Regions from separate parts of the Homo sapiens genome. Here region 2 is linked to region 1. The links are chromatin loops, found by intact Hi-C in ENCODE. Cell type or tissue: heart right ventricle. All regions are shown on one strand. Links, peaks and the distances in the headings refer to the core of each region. The heading gives the core; the rest is flanking DNA. Region 1 has its middle 86 kb from the start of CT47B1. Region 2 holds the start of GLUD2 (glutamate dehydrogenase 2).

What was found. Hi-C counts contacts between places; a loop is a spot of excess contacts. Peaks named below come from ENCODE experiments on the same cell type or tissue, not always from the same donor. Only the 100,000 strongest peaks of a DNase experiment are listed, where the experiment ranks them.
Region 2: a loop joins it to region 1, with 4 times the contacts of the local background. A loop is called at or near these places in 1 of 110 quality-filtered maps.

Annotation. Positions count from the first base shown.
Region 1 is chrX:120,788,699-120,791,609 of GRCh38, forward strand. No RefSeq gene overlaps it. Among named protein-coding and RNA genes, the nearest start is that of CT47B1, 86 kb to the right of the region's middle. In heart right ventricle, for the core only: a CTCF peak has its summit at 1,526 (motif pointing right); no DNase peak of the experiment used is centred there; H3K27ac peaks cover 1,046 bases.
Region 2 is chrX:121,045,878-121,048,788 of GRCh38, forward strand. GLUD2 (glutamate dehydrogenase 2) reads left to right here and starts at 1,733. Exons shown (of 1, transcript NM_012084.4): 1 at 1,733-2,911. The coding sequence starts at 1,808. LOC105373328 (a long non-coding RNA gene) reads right to left here and starts at 1,597. Exons shown (of 4, transcript XR_938572.4): 1 at 1,182-1,597. In heart right ventricle, for the core only: a CTCF peak has its summit at 1,692 (motif pointing right); a DNase peak (open chromatin) is centred at 1,674; H3K4me3 peaks cover 1,194 bases.

The DNA.
Region 1 (2,911 bases), core at 219-2,718:
GAAGAGAAGTCAAGTCAGGGCTCTGAGTTGGGACAGGATCCCTAGGAGTGGGAAAAAAAGCATTGATATGACAACCCACATTATTCCCTTTTAAAAGGGACATTAATGGTAGAAGTTGATACATTGGTTTTCTAGACATGAAGATGCTTCAGGACAGGGCTATTTAAACCCCGAGAGTTGATTTGTGTTACTCAGCTGTCTAGTTTGCTGGTCTTTCTTAACTCCCTACCACCTCAACCCCACAACATTCTTAAGCTCCTCCTTTCCTTAGCAAAGTGGCAACAGGACAAGTTTAGCAGTGGCCCTCTAAGGCAGATGCTCCATGCCCTCTTCAGAAATCTCCTGGCAATATTTTCATTCCAGGGAATATTTATGAAGTACTCACTTGTGTTTCAACCTCCATGGTTTGATTTTTGTTTTAGAAACCCAGCTAATTCTTCCGGGGGAAAAAAAGGTCCCAGTTTAAAATTCTGATGCCTTTGGTAAGTTGTCCACAGAAGAGAGAAATTTCGTTAATGATCTACCCACCTTGCTCTCAGGTATGCCTCCCATGTTTCAAGGTTCCCTATGTACCTTTAATTTTGATAATAATTAGGAAGCTTGTAAGCATTATCAGGAAGCAACTGTGTGCCCTGGTTGGGGGAGGGTGAATACATCTGGGCATTAAGTAACTGGCCCTCAATCTCTCTGAATGACATTTCAGTGCATTTTTTAAGGATCAATTTTCATACTTCATTGTGGTGGCTGATTCTGGTATGCTGGACAGAAAGGTTTATGATGCCCAATGGGTTAATCAGCTTTGACCAAATCTTTCTTGAAGTACTAAAATGGAGTGTAGCTCTCATCCACAGCAGCTTTCTCCCTCTGCTCATTAGTTCATGTCGGGACTTTAATAGTACAAAGCAAAAGAAAGAGGGTGTGTGTTTGCGTGTCCCCATTTGCCTTTTCCCTCTATACTCACCAGCTGAGAGTAATTTATTTGTTTCCACAAGGGGAAATGTGGAGATAAATGCCTCAATGATTAAAGTCCTGGCCTATAAGTTGGAAAACCTTGGTTCTAGAACTAGCATCACCTGTGACTTTCTTTATGACCTTGGATTTATTAGCTAGATTTTTCTGGGCCTTTGTGTCCTTTCTGTAAAATAGGATGGTCTTGATCATCCCATTTCACAGGGTTGTTGAATACCTAATGAGATAATATACCTGGTCATGCTTTGGAAACTCATTAGTGTTTTATGGATATAAGAAATGATTATTATACTCAACAAATTCTGATTAGATATTCTGCGTTTTTTCTCATGCCCTATTTAATAACAATCTTATAACTTAAAGAATCAAAATATAAATTAAATAACTCTGTATATTTTACAGAGGTAAAACTTAAATTACGGGTTAAGAATTTTCAAAGGGCCAAAGAAGAAAAAGCCTCCAATAAAAAGCACAAGGGAATTTATTTTTGTCTAGTTGACTGGTCTTTCAGAAATAAAAAAGAAGCCATTTCAGAACTGACCAGTAGATGTCAGTGTTTGACAAGCACATAGCTGTTTGCTGAGGCTCCCGTATTAGCATCTGGCTCCATTTCAGCTAGCAAGTTTCTCTGCAAAGGAGAGGGAGTTTGTGTAACTGAAGCAAAGATTTTGCTTTCTCACTTCTCGCCCTGTCTTGCGGAAAACAGCATGATGCTTTGGGTAAGTCGTCGTTATCTTCACTTTCAGTGATTCCCTTTATAGATCTGCAGTCTGCTGAGAAGTTTAAAACACAAAATTAAACATGTGCTTAGCTCCCTGAAGGCCACATACTTGTTTTTCTTCACAAAGGTGCTTTTCCTTTTCCAGACCCACCTTCCCTTCATCCTACCCTTTGTGTAATATTAATCAAATATAGCCAGGAAATACTGCTGTTTGGGGACCAGGTTCCAAAGCTCTTGAAACAAGGATTTTATTTTTTGCTGCAGAGTGACACTTGCTCTGATTTCAGATGAAATTGCCATTTTCTAAAAATGGCAGCTACTTGGTGTGTCATTTTTCAAAAGAAAATGTGATCACATTGTAGCTGCGCTAAGCAGCCTCTTTCAGTCCTCTTTCGTTTTACACTTTTACTGGAAGGCTTTGAAAGAGGCAATGCAATTAGGTTCCAGTTGTCTCTGTTGAACTCAGAGATGCTCACCTTTTCCTGGGGAAGATGAATTCTTGTTATGTTGGTTTCTTATCGCATCCTGGATTAGGGAGGAAATGTGCAGCGAATTCAGACTAGGGATGGTGATAAAATCAACTGAGCTCTTTGAAAAGGCCACCCGCCTTGGGTTTCTGGAATTCAGACTTGTGGGGCTTTTACTCTTGAACAATTTTTAAGGATTGGGTAGTCAGGTTTTCTTTTCTTTTTCTTTCTTTCCTTCTTTCTTTTTCTTCTTCTTCTTTTTTTTTTTTTTTTTTTTTTTGGTGCCTGTGTTGCCCTTTATAAGCAGCCAGCTCAGATGCATTTAGAGACCATTTTTGTGGAATGATTTGGAACTGCAATCTCCCCTCCTTGGTTTGCTCTCATCCTTTTTGCATTTCTATTGGCCAAATGGAATGAAATAGTTCAATGTCATAAAGTCAGAGGTGGCTTTAGGCTTTGGGCACACTTTCTGAAGACCAATGGAGGTGGTCTGGGTGTGACAACGCCTACCAGTGTGGAGTAGTGCCCTGCTGCAGCATTCTTAGTGGCTGCTGGCCAAGAACTGGCCTTGTCCTGGGAAATGAGTCATCAGACATAAGCAGCTTGTTCTTGGAGGCAGAGCTGGCATTGGTTTCAAGGTCCTCTTGCATTTGGTGCACATCTGCTACTGCTTCACTGTGTCTCAACCTCCCTGGGTCCCCTCTCAGCAGTGTTCATAGTCTTGGAGGAAGAAACGTTCCCCCATTTCCCAGAA
Region 2 (2,911 bases), core at 412-2,911, 260 kb after region 1:
CTATTCTATTTCATTTGTTTATGTCTGTCCTTATGCTGGTACCACGCTATTTTGATTACTTCAGGTTTGTTGTAAGTTTTGAAATCAGGAAATTTGAATCATCCAACATTGTTCTTTTTCAAAATTATTTTGAGTACTCTGAGCCCCTTGAAATTCCATATATATTTTAGAATAGACTTTTTTATTTATACCAAAAACATCATTGGGATCCTGATCGGGATTGCTTTAAATCTATAGATCACTTTTGTGAAGTATTATCCATTTTAATAATTGTAAGTTTTCTAATTCATGAACATAGAATGTCTTCTCATTACTTATGCCTCCTTCAATTTCTTTCAGCAATGTTTTGTATTTTGCAATGTACAAGTCTTTTGCCTCACTGGTTAAATTTATTCCTAAGTACTTTACTCTTCTTGATAGTATTGTAAATTGAATTGTTTTATTAGTTCCCTTTTTAGATATTTACTTCATAGCATATAGGAATGTAGCTGATATTTTTGTGTTTATTTTGTATTCAGCAACTTTGTTGAATTTGTATATTACCTCTGTGTATGTGTTTGTCTCCCTCTCTCTCCCTCTGTATAATATTTGGCGTTTGCTACACATAAGGTCATGCCATACGTGAACAGAGGTAATTTTACTTTTTTTCTGTTTTTTTTTCTTTCTTGCCTAATTCCTCTGATTAGAACTTCTAATACTATGTTGAATAAAAATGGCAAATGTAGGCATCTTTGCCTTGTTCTTCATAATAAGACATCCTGTGATTTTTAACATGCATTATGTTGTATGTTTTGGCAGCATTGTTGTTTTTCTTGCAAATAATTTAATAGTTTAACTCAAAGCTTCTAGGATGCTTTCATGTTGTTAGGTGAATCATTCCATGACTGCCGAATAAGGAATTTTCCAAGTGAATCTCAGAAATTTGTGTTTTAATAAGTGCTTCAGGTGATTCTGTTGCATACTCAAGTTTGAGAACCATTGTCCAAGGGGCAAAAGCTGCCATTGCCAATTGCTCTTTTTTATCTGAGAGGGGGCAGGATCCTCCTGGTCCACTGCTTGTGGATGCAACTTATTAAATGAAATAAGGCCATGAGTACTCTAGGGCCCAATCTCTGCTTTTTGTTTTGTTCACTCCTGTTTAAAATTTCACTCAGGGCTCTCTTTGGAAGAATTGCACTTACCTTTGCCATCCGGGGCTGAGGTTTCATTTTCTTTGGTTATTCCCCAGGCCAGTACCATTTGCTTTTTACTTTCCAGAAGTTCTGTAAAGATTGTTGATGGTACCCTTTCTTAGCTTTTTTTTTTTTTTTTGGTCTTGATATAGTCCTATTCTTCTAAAAAATCTTTTCATTTGTCTCCGTCAGACTTTGATGGAGAGGAGGGGAGATATTGTTTACATTTGTTAAAAATGGCTTTTAAGTTAAATTCTAACTAAGGGTCTATTAGGAAATAAAATTGCCTTCTGACTCCTTTTGATTTATTTTGCAGAATTGCATATATCCAAAGCTCTGGGTAATTATTAAACATTAGAAGTATAGAACAAACAGGCCAGCCAGGCCCGGCGAGGCCGCGGCGGGTCCGGCGCCCCGGACCTCCGGACCCGGAGGTCCGGCGCCCTGGTTGGCGCCCTGCCCCCAAAGTCCGTCCTCCCCGTTAGGTGGCGCCCAAGGGGAGGGGACAGCCGGGCAGGCAGGAAGCTGCGGCTTAAAAGGGCAACCCGCGCCGGACCCTTCCTTCCTAGTCGCGGGGAGTCTGAGAAAGCGCACCTGTTCCGCGACCGTCACGCACCCCTCCTCCGCCTGCCGCGATGTACCGCTACCTGGCCAAAGCGCTGCTGCCGTCCCGGGCCGGGCCCGCTGCCCTGGGCTCCGCGGCCAACCACTCGGCCGCGTTGCTGGGCCGGGGCCGCGGACAGCCCGCCGCCGCCTCGCAGCCGGGGCTCGCATTGGCCGCCCGGCGCCACTACAGCGAGTTGGTGGCCGACCGCGAGGACGACCCCAACTTCTTCAAGATGGTGGAGGGCTTCTTCGATCGCGGCGCCAGCATCGTGGAGGACAAGTTGGTGAAGGACCTGAGGACCCAGGAAAGCGAGGAGCAGAAGCGGAACCGGGTGCGCGGCATCCTGCGGATCATCAAGCCCTGCAACCATGTGCTGAGTCTCTCCTTCCCCATCCGGCGCGACGACGGCTCCTGGGAGGTCATCGAAGGCTACCGGGCCCAGCACAGCCAGCACCGCACGCCCTGCAAGGGAGGTATCCGTTACAGCACTGATGTGAGTGTAGATGAAGTAAAAGCTTTGGCTTCTCTGATGACATACAAGTGTGCAGTGGTTGATGTGCCGTTTGGGGGTGCTAAAGCTGGTGTTAAGATCAATCCCAAGAACTATACCGAAAATGAATTGGAAAAGATCACAAGGAGGTTCACCATGGAGCTAGCAAAGAAGGGCTTTATTGGTCCTGGCGTTGATGTGCCTGCTCCAGACATGAACACAGGTGAGCGGGAGATGTCCTGGATTGCTGATACCTATGCCAGCACCATAGGGCACTATGATATTAATGCACACGCCTGTGTTACTGGTAAACCCATCAGCCAAGGGGGAATCCATGGACGCATCTCTGCTACTGGCCGTGGTGTCTTCCATGGGATTGAAAACTTCATCAATGAAGCTTCTTACATGAGCATTTTAGGAATGACACCAGGGTTTAGAGATAAAACATTTGTTGTTCAGGGATTTGGTAATGTGGGCCTACACTCTATGAGATATTTACATCGTTTTGGTGCTAAATGTATTGCTGTTGGTGAGTCTGATGGGAGTATATGGAATCCAGATGGTATTGACCCAAAGGAACTGGAAGACTTCAAATTGCAACATGGGTCCATTCTGGGCTTCCCCAAGGCAAAGCCCTATGAA